2 separate regions of the Homo sapiens genome follow, and region 2 is linked to region 1. A link is an interaction called in ENCODE POLR2A ChIA-PET data of the cell type or tissue named here. Cell type or tissue: B cell. All regions are shown on one strand. Links, peaks and the distances in the headings refer to the core of each region. The heading gives the core; the rest is flanking DNA.

Region 1 (5,393 bases), core at 252-5,251:
TCACAGGCCTAATCTGGTACATCCCTGTTTTTATATTGCCCATGAGCTAAGAATAACTTTTACATTTTTAAATGGTTGAAAAAAAAACCCAAAGAAGAATAAAATTTTGTGGCATACGGAACTTATATGAAATTCAAATTTCAATGTCATGCATAAAGTTGGATTGGAACACAGTGCCACTCCCCCATCCATTTACATATTATCTATAGCTGATTTCTGGATCCAAAGGCGGAATATTTGGAATAGAGATCATATAGCTCACAGAGCTAGAAATATTAACTATTTGACCCTTTAGAAAGAAGATTTGCCAACTTCTAATGCAGAGGACTTATTAACTAGAGAAACATGTTCTCAAAAGTGACATTTCTTTTTTTCTTTTTTCCTTTAGTGCGGTTGTGTTATTAACTTGAAATGCAGTTTGGTTACTTTGTTTCTGTTCGCATTCCATGTGGAGTTTTTTTCTTCCGTTCTTATTAATTATATTTGCGTATGCAAAATATTAATATAGTTCTAAAAGTCAGATCTAGTAGGTTCTTGAAAACTGGACTTCAAGCTAAATGATGTATAATGAAACCAACTTTACCACAGGCTAATTGATATAAATAGGACTTAAGTTCCTGCAGCATATTTCTAATCACAAAAACATCATCAAACTTCTAAATAAAGAGCAAAACACTTCTAATATTAAACATTGAAATTAATATGAGCTATGCACATATTTAAGAAAGATGAATAAAAACAAGTAATAGTGCTCAATAAATACGTGTGTCTTCATTCTGCTATCTTATAGAAGCATAGTTAAGAAATATACAACAACTAGAAGTCAGTCTTGGGGTGCATTAGTTGTATATAACAAATGTACACAGATTTGGTAACTTAAAACAACACAGATTTCTTATCTTACAGCTTCCGTGAGTCAGAAGTCCAGGTACAGCGTAACTAGGTTCTCTGCTCAGACAATCAAGGTGTCTACTAGGACTGTGAACTCATCTGAGGCTTGGCATTTTCTTCCAAGCTCACTGTTAGTTTGCAGAATTCAACTCCTTGTAGTTGTGAGACAGAACTCCTGAGGTTCTAGAAGACACCTGTCATTCTCTGTCATGTGGCTCTTTCCACAACAAGGCACCTGTTTTAAATGGCTCGCCTGATTATATCAGACTCACTCAGGATAATCTCTCTTAGACTACCTCAAAGTCAATTAATTAGGGCCCTTAATTACATTTTCAAAATCTTTTCACCTTTGATGTATAACTGATCTAGTTACAGAAGAGATACCCTTCCTATTGCTCCTACACTCAAGGGGTAAGTATTGTACAAGGATGTGGGCCATTGGGGGTCACTTTAGAAGTCTGCCTGCTGCATGGGCTCTTCCCTCATTGTGTGCCTCCTCGGGCTTGCATGCTATCTAGAGGACCCAATCATCCCACAGAAGAATGATGTCAGCAGGAAAGGCCGGGAGTAGAGTGTATGTGCACTGTGTAGCCTGTGAGTAGACCTGGTTGGCTTTGTGACCTCAAGTAAGTCATTTCAAGTATATTTGCTTTTCCTATTGGGAGTCAATTCTCCATTGGGTTTTCCCATTTCTGAAGGTATTGCAAGCAGAAGCACTAAAAGATAACTATATTTTCAAGGATGTTTGTATAGCAAGAAGCCTTGGAAGATATAGATAGCATCATCCTCCAGAGTAGAGGGTAAGTTTGTTAAGTGCCAGGTAAAAGAAAGATAATGTCTTCCTTCTGGGAAAAAATTCCCACAAGTTTGCTTGCAATCTAGTATAAAAGATTTGAGTTCATGAGATTGGAGTTCCTCATTTGTGATGCACACCTGTGCATGCAGCATTCACCTGAGTCCACTTTTGTGTTGCCTCCATTAGAAGTTGGAACAAGGCGAACCAATGCAACCATGAAGTTTATGCTGCTGTCTGTGTTGTAAACAATGGTCCTTTGTCTCTGGTCCAGGAGTCTCATTTCTTCTGCCGGCACTCATGAACCTGCAATAGCTAACTTGCCTGGTTGCAAAGAAAAGAAAATCTCAGATATTCCATGGTTCTTAACATTTCCCCATAGTACCTTTATATGAGGGGTGCTTCCAACTTCACTTGCTTAACACCATGACCTATGGTCCTTCTAACTCACCCTCTAGTATCACTTCCTCCTTGGAAAGTTTCTTAACTCATCCCCTTTCTTCTAGAAAAAGTCATTCACACTCTCTTCCACACAGTACTTCCTCCTTCCTCCTTAACCACAGTTTCACTTTCCAGTTTCACTTTTCAGTTACCTATGGTTAACTGCAGTCTGGAAACATTAAATGGAAAATCTCAGAAAGAAATCATGTTGTAAATTGTGTGCCATTGTGAGTAGCATGATGAAACCTTGTGCTGCCTTGCTCTCTCCTGCCCAGCACTTGATTCATCCCTCTGTCCAATGTATCCACACTGCGTATGCTCCCGGCCTGTGAGTCACTCAGTAGCCATCCCAGCTCTCAGAATCACTGTCCTGGTATTGCAGTACTTGTGTGCAGGAAACCTTGTTTCGCTTAATAATGGCCTCAGAGTGCAACAATAGTGAAACTGGCATATTGTGATCAAGGTTCTATTTTATTATTGTTGTTAATCTCTTACTGTGCCTAATTTATGAGCTAAACTTTATCATAGGTATGTATGTACAGAAAAAAGTGTAGTATGTATAGGGTTCAGTACCATTTGCAGTTTCAGGCATCCAGTGGGGGTCTTAGAACATATTCCATAGAACATATTCCCCACGGAAATGGAGGGACTACTGTATTACCCTTCCACTTATGCCATAAAGGTCAGATTAAAAGGAAAACTGTCTTCCCCAAAACTACACATCATTTTGAGAATAAGGAATTGCAACATATCTAGTTCTATATAAAATCTACTATAGAGGACTTTCCCAAATATTTTACTTTTCAAATCAGATTAGTATTTGGAGAAGAGACATTAACATGAAGCAACCTCAGTAAACATTGGTATTGGATCTCCATAGAAGTCTCTTAACGGGATTATTAACAAAGGGGGCAAAGAAATGTAATTTAGGTGTAATTATTTCTCTGGGGATTGGGAGTTGGTGATGACCTCCCAAGTTCATTTCTTGCACGTTGTCACAAACAAGGATATCAAAACCACTTTAGGAACGCAATTGGGTAAGAGATGTATGTTGCAAAGATCATGAATAGTAAATAGAAACTTGTGACTTGGGAAAAAACTTCCAGTGACAACCTTTTATAAAGATTCAAGAAGATCTGCCTCTCAAACCTAAATAAAGATTAGGCGCACTAGGTGACTCAAAGAGCGCTTTGATTGACAAGGAAGACATGATACTGAGGAGACAGGATGAGTTCAAATAAACTTGCATCAGGAAATGAGCAGAGAAAAATTAACATACTTTACACATGATTGAATGTTAAATGTGTAGCTATTTTGAAAGGTAGATATTTTATTATTTGGCTACCTTAGTTATTTGTAGAGACATTGTGTGTGTGTGTGTGTGTGTGTGTGATCCTATTTTGCACTTCCTGACAAGGAACCTGTGGCTGTCGTTATATTCACAGCTCTGCTGTATTCGGTGGTAGTTAGTAAACGTTCCCTGCATCTTGCACGTGATAGACAGTCTCCACTTCTGAATGAGATGAAGTTAGAGATCATTGTATCCTCAACATTTTGCATCCTATTTGACACACGGTGGTCAGAAAAATTCATGTTGAAAATTAAATTTTTCACCTGAGACATCAATTTTCATCTCTATAAAATAAGGTGATTTGAGCAACCAATCTCCACTGTCCTTCTGGGCTCAGAGGTTCCAAGAGTCCTTCATCTAGAAGCTGCTGGAAATCAGTGCTGTAACTGGCTGCAAATTCCTGTGAGAAGACTTCGTGGAAGTCTCCCCTCAGAGGCCTAATCAAGAAAGCCTTCTAGGGCTGAAAGCCACCTTTGTGACACTGCCCCACCTCCCCCCCTTGCAAAGGGGCCAGGGTTTCTGTGGGAAGAAGGGAAGCTCATGCTTTATGGCATGTTTTGCTAATGTGACAATCAAAGGCCTTCCAGGTGTTAATGGTGGCAACGGTGCAGAAAGCCCAGAGTGACATAATTCGGTTCTGGCTTGTGTTGGTCTGATTGCCTTTTTTGGCATCAGCTAACTCTCAGTTTCCTTTCACCTTTTGGTTGAAATGAACCGAGTGAGCTGAGGCGAAGTTTCCTAGGATTAGGATGTAAACCTGATCTTCCTGTACCCCAGATCCCAGGGCTGGAAATCAGCTGGCTGAGGAGAGGGAGGTGGAGAGGTGGGCAACTACTCACCCCATGGAAGCCACAGCTCTCACCATGTTTAAGAGAGACTGGAGAAGAAAACAAGGTCCACAGAGTCTCCTAATTACAAACAAGGGCCTGTCTCTTCTCATCCACATTAATTAATGCTGTTGCCTGGCTTTGCTTGTACAGAAGCTGAGTGGCTTATTCCGCCTTGCTCATGAAATTCTCAAGTCAAAGCATTCTGCTCGGCTGGCCATGGTGCCTGGCAGCATGGGGACAGACCTTCCCAATTATCACCTCCAGAATAAACCTATTCAGTTCTCTGCAAAAACAAATGACATCAGCAACAATAACCACGCAATCACACTGGCATTTACTTCTACCTGAAATGCATTCCCTGTAATTCAAAACAACCTAGTACAGTGGGCAGGAAAGGTGTTGCTATTTGCACTGGCGAAATGAGAACATGAAGGCCCGGGGGAGCAAAGCAACCTCCTGGGGATAATAAAGTGCATCAGGCAGACTGGATCCTGGTCCTTGGTCTTAAACTCTCAGAAGGAGTAGACTTTCTTATGAAAACCACTTCACTTGAAGTCACCCCAGAACTGAATTTTCCTCACTTTTTCTCAGCCCGTGGTATGGGAAGAGTAAGGTGTTGGGAATGGGTTAGCTATATTTAAACACTAATTCCATGGTTTACTAACTGTGTTATTTAGCATCTCATAAGGACAGTTAATTTATCTATAAAATGATCATAATAATGCTTTTCTCATGGGATTTCTGGATTATATAAATGCAAAAATATAAGTACTTTTAGATACTTAACAAATATATGAGTTCCTTTTTCCTTTCTTTAAGGGACACAGTCCTTCACCATCAGCAATTTTATTTACAGATCTCTCAAATGGCAGGGCTACAGAGAAACATATGAAAAATAATATATTAAGCTATGGGATTAAACATATCATGGAGGGTGCCATGGTAGGGAGGACTTCATATTTTTGAGTTTTCAGTCCCATCACCAAAAAGGATAGATAGGCCCCTCTCTTACCACATGCCAGCTTCTCTTTGGCTGTCAATCTGCAGTTCCATATTGCAGCCTCACTTGTCAGAGATTAGGGCCTCA
Region 2 (5,393 bases), core at 285-5,284, 96 kb before region 1:
TATATTTATCTTGGAGTTTTGAATTAATTTTGATTTTTTGTTTGTTTGTTTTTGAGATGGAGTCTCGCTCTGTTGCCCACACCGGAGTGCAATGGCACGATCTTGGCTCACTGCAACCTCCACCTCCTGGGTTCAAGCAATTCTCCTGCCTCAGTCTCCAGAGTAGCTGGGATTACAGGCACCTGCCACCATGCCCGGCTAATTTTTTTTTTTTTTTTTAGTAGAGATAGGTCTTGCCATGTTGGCCAGGCCAGTCTCAAACTCCTGACCTTTAGTGATCCAAACTGCTGGGATTACAAGTGTGAGCCACTGCGCCTGGCCATAACGTTGACTTTTTTTTTTAATATGCCACATTCAAATATTTATCTTGATTTCTGAGTTTTTGGCATACTTAAAATTCACACCCAAGACAAATGTTTTACTTACCTCACTCTAATGCCAATCCTGCCCTTAAGGGACTTCAAAGGGAACTCCTCCCACTTCTCTCCTCCTCCTCTGAGCTCCCTTTCCTCAAAGAGCATCCAGTCCAATGGGGACGTGAACACATCAACACTCAACTCCATTATATCACATGGTAAGGTGAATGAATACAACAAAAATAGGCGTAACTGAAGTGCAGGTGTAAGCTGAGAAGGGCAGGGCTAAACACGACTGTACATTTGGGAAGCCTGGAGGCAGAATGAGGCAATGGTAAAGGCCCTGAAAGATAAGTAGATTTCTAATAAATAAAGAAGTGTAAAATGCATTCTGAGCAGAAGCCGTAGATGAACAAAAGCTTAGAGGCATTGTGTTAAGTGAAATAAGCCAGACACAGAGAGACAAATATCGCACGGTCTCATTGAAACGTGGAATCAAAAACACTCAAACTCGCAGGAACAGAGCAGAATGGTGATTTCCTGGGGCTGATGGGGGTTGATGAGAGATGGTCAAAGAGTACCAAGTTTCTTTTATGCAAGATAAGTAAGTTCTGGAGGTCTACTATACGGCAGTACCCACAGTTAACGATACTGTTTGTATACTTACTCTATGTTAAGAAGGTAGATCTTTTATTAAGTGTTCTTAGCTCAGAAAATGAAACAAAGAAAATCCAATAATAATAATGATAGAAGGGGTGGGAGGAAACACTTGGGAGGTGATGGCTAGGTTTGTGGCCTTGATGGTGATGGTTTTGCGGTTGTACATTTACCCCAAATGCATTGAGATGGATACATTAAATATGTATAGCTTTTTATAAGGCAATCATACCTTAATAAGAGATTTTTAAAAGGAAAAACTTTAGTGAGAGAAAAACATTCATGTGAGTGCAGGGTCTGGAAAGGCCCTTTCATGGATGTGGAGAGCGTGCAGGACAAGGGTGCTCTGCTTGGTTGACAGGTGCCGGACTGGCCTGGCCAGGATAGAGAGGCAGAGTCCAGGTTTCTTGGAGAGACTTCACAGACCAGAGCTGGTTCTGTCAGATGTGAGTCCTTGTCAGGAAAGGAGCAGGCTCCTCCCTAAGCTCTGCATAGCAGCCCCTCTGTAGGCCCCAAGTGGTAGTACCCCCCACCATGCTGGCACCTCTGTCTCCTGAGAGCCCCTTCTGTGGTCAGGAGCTGCCTACCAGACCCCAGGCAGCAAACTCAGGACGAGGAGAAAGTTCTCTTCTCAGCATGTTACTACCAGGAATGGAGCTTTCTAAAGAATGTGTCTTTGTCCAGTCTATCATTGTTGGACATTTGGGTTGGTTCCAAGTCTTTGCTATTGTGAATAATGCCGCAATAAACATACGTGTGCATGTGTCTTTATAGCAGCATGATTTCTAGTCCTTTGGGTATATACCCAGTAATGGGATGGCTGGGTCAAATGGTATTTCCAGTTCTAGATCCCTGAGGAATCGCCACACTGACTTCCACAATGGTTGAACCAGGTTACAGTCCCACCAACAGTGTAAAAGTGTTCCTATTTCTCCACATCCTCTCCAGCACCTGTTGTTTCCTGACTTTTTAATGATTGCCATTCTAACTGGTGTGAGATGATATCTCATAGTGGTTTTGATTTGCATTTCTCTGATGGCCAGTGATGATGAGCATTTTTTCATGTGTTTTTTGGCTGCATAAATGTCTTCTTTTGAGAAGTGTCTGTTCATGTCCTTCACCCACTTTTTGATGGGGTTGTTTGTTTTTTTCTTGTAAATTTGTTTGAGTTCATTGTAGATTCTGGATATTAGCCCTTTGTCAGATGAGTAGGTTGCGAAAATTTTCTCCCATGTTGTAGGTTGCCTGTTCACTCTGATGGTAGTTTCTTTTGCTGTGCAGAAGCTCTTTAGTTTAATTAGATCCCATTTGTCAGAAAATGTGGCACATATACACCATGGAATACTATGCAGCCATAAAAAATGATGAGTTCATGTCCTTTGTAGGGACATGGATGAAATTGGAAATCATCATTCTCAGTAAACTATCGCAAGAACAAAAAACCAAACACCGCATATTCTCACTCATAGGTGGGAATTGAACAATGAGATCACATGGACACATGAAGGGGAATATCACACTCTGGGGACTGTGGTGGGGTGGGGGGAGCGGGGAGGGATAGCATTGGGAGATATACCTAATGCTAGATGACGAGTTAGTGGGTGCAGCGCACCAGCATGGCACATGTCTACATATGTAACTAACCTGCACAATGTGCACATGTACCCTAAAACTTAAAGTATAATAAAAAAAAAAAAAAAGAAAGAAAAAAAAAAAAAAGAATGTGTCTTTGGATGGCCTTCTGGGGAAACCGGAATGTGGTGGGATGCCAGTTAGAAGAAGACAAGAGCTCCTAGCCCTAAGACGCCTTGTATGGGGCCGCCTTGCGAGGGTGGAACCCGCCCTTGTAGCCCGGGGAGAACAGGCTCTTTGAGGCCTCTGCTTCCTCCCTTGCCCAGTGCTATGCTGTAATCAGGAGATGAGTGTGCTCCCCTTTCAAGCTTCTGATGAGTAACAGGACCAAGGCAACACGGGAAGTCAGGGTGGGGATGGGAGGTACTTTGGCTTTCCTCGCCAATGCCTGGGACCTTTCCTCTCTGAGGGGTTTGGCTGATAGGCTCTTCACTCCACGCTTGGCCTCCTTCCCTGTCACACCAGGTGGCTTTCAGAAAACACATTCCACATCATTCTTATCTCTTGTGTGAGTCGGGCTGCCTCCTCCTCTGCACTCCCCAATAGTTCTAGTGTTGGCTCAGAGGCTCTGCTCCCTTCTCCCTGTAGGGACAGCTCACCCATGCACTGAGAGGGAGAGGGACTAAATGTTTATGAGTATCTTTCTGTGTTGGGCACAGAGCTACAGTCTCTCTCATGTGCGTCTTCTTAAATCACATCAATACTGAACAGTGGTGGGTTTAATTTATGTATTTATTTTTTTACAAATAAAGAGGCAGAGACTTGTTGAGGTCACATAATTTGTGCAAGGTGATCCAGTAAGACTCAGATTGTCTGGCTGCTGAACCAGCACCTTTTCTTCCATAAAGTGGGACTTTATTCTTGAGGTCACAAGGCCTTTCCTGGAGAGAAACTGAGGCGTGTAAGAGGAGGAGAAAACATATCTGAAGAAAATGTCAACTGCTCTGAGAGAAGATTCTTTCAGCTGAAGCCATTAGTTCATTCAGATCATATGTACAGAGAGTCTCCTAGCACTGGCCAGGCTGCTGCCCTCATCCACCAAACCTCCCCACTTGACAGGCTCAGCCTTCAAGGAGTACTTGAAAGTGAATTCTTCTGTGTTGTCTTCCCTGACACTGCCCCAAATTGAGGCAAAGTCATGGCTTCCTCCTCTCAGCTCCCAAAACAAGTTGCATACACTTTGCACTATGGTTTTTAATGTTAATTTAACTATGTTCTGTCTTCTAAAAATGAGAGACAAAAGGTGGGAGAAAGAGAGAGAGTGTGCGTTAATGTTATGTGTCAATATGATTAGGTAACACAGTACCCAGATATTATTTGGTTAAATATCATTCTGGGTGTGTCTGTGAGGGTGTTTCTGGATGAGATGAATTCATAGACTGAGTAAAGCACAATGCCCTTCTTCATATGAGTGGGTCTCATACAATCAACTGAAGGCCTGGATAGAACATGAAAGGGGAATAAGAAAGATCACCTCCCTCTGCCTGACTCCGAGTTGCCACATTGGTCTTCTGCCTTTGGACTCAGGCTCAGACTGGAACTTATATCGTTAGCTTGTCTGGTTCTCTGGCATTTGGACTCAGACTAAAATTATACCATTGGCTTTCCTGGGTCCAGAGAGATCGATCCATTAATATATAAGTATATAGGATACTATTACTAATAGGATATATATTTTACATATATACACACACATATATATATAGTATGTATATCTATTAGTATATAGAATACTATTACTAATGGATAAAAATTAGAAATAAAAGATATATTTTTATATATTTATGGATATATATTATAATGGATCCATTACAATATTTATAATATATACCCAATAGTAATAGTATTCTATATACTAATGGATATACATATATAATATATATCCATTATTTAATAGATACAACATAACTCTGCATTTAGGAAGGTTCCATATATCTATATCTACATGTAGATATACTACATATACACTATATATACATATATGGTATTCTATATACTAATGGATATCCATATATAATATATAATGGGTATATATTCTTTCTATATTCATATATGCTATATAATGGATATATATTCATTACTATATAGATTATACTATCTATTATATACTATATACTATATATGATATACATACATATAAAAAACGGAAATACATATCTGTAATATATATATATATAATGGAAATATATATCCATAATACATATATAATGAATATATATTCTATAGTATTCTAGATACTATTGCTAATATGATATATATATTTTATATATATCCATTAGTATATAGAATATGATTACTAATAGTACATAAGTATAGAAAACTATTAGTATATAGAATAATATTACTATTGGGACATATATATGTAATAGTAGTTCTATTTTTCTGGACAACAGAGAGAGAGAGAAAGAGAGAGAGAGAGAGAGAGAATGGGATAAATGAAGAGGGAGCAGCGGGAGACACTCCCCCACTGTTTCAGTCAGTGAGCGCGTGTCCTAGGTGGAAAATGAGACTCTGCAGTTCTGTCTGTGGGTATGAGTGGCTGCTGCCTCGAGAGGCCAAGCCCCTCACCTCACCACGAATCCTTCTAGGTCCATTGCTTTCTCACAACCTGGATCCTGGAATCAATGTAACGGCTTCACTGGGGGTTCAACTAAAGAAGGGATAACCTAGGGTCATTTTGACTCTATGTGACTTTCATTTCATCTGCATCATTTAAGAATATTGTCTTTGTGTGTAATGTGGTTCCAC

The links. ChIA-PET counts read pairs that join two places held together with the same protein. Peaks named below come from ENCODE experiments on the same cell type or tissue, not always from the same donor. Only the 100,000 strongest peaks of a DNase experiment are listed, where the experiment ranks them.
Region 2: POLR2A ChIA-PET joins it to region 1 with 6 read pairs; 2 of 35 experiments call an interaction of 5 or more read pairs at or near these places.

Annotation. Positions count from the first base shown.
Region 1 is chr2:12,586,000-12,591,392 of GRCh38, forward strand. No RefSeq gene overlaps it. Among named protein-coding and RNA genes, the nearest start is that of TRIB2, 130 kb to the right of the region's middle. In B cell, for the core only: no CTCF peak of the experiment used is centred there; a DNase peak (open chromatin) is centred at 2,262; H3K4me3 peaks cover 501 bases.
Region 2 is chr2:12,490,223-12,495,615 of GRCh38, forward strand. All of the region lies in intron 4 of MIR3681HG (MIR3681 host gene), which reads left to right. LOC107985853 (a long non-coding RNA gene) reads left to right here. Exons shown (of 3, transcript XR_001739290.3): 3 at 1-1,105. Among named protein-coding and RNA genes, the nearest start is that of TRIB2, 220 kb to the right of the region's middle. In B cell, for the core only: no CTCF peak of the experiment used is centred there; no DNase peak of the experiment used is centred there.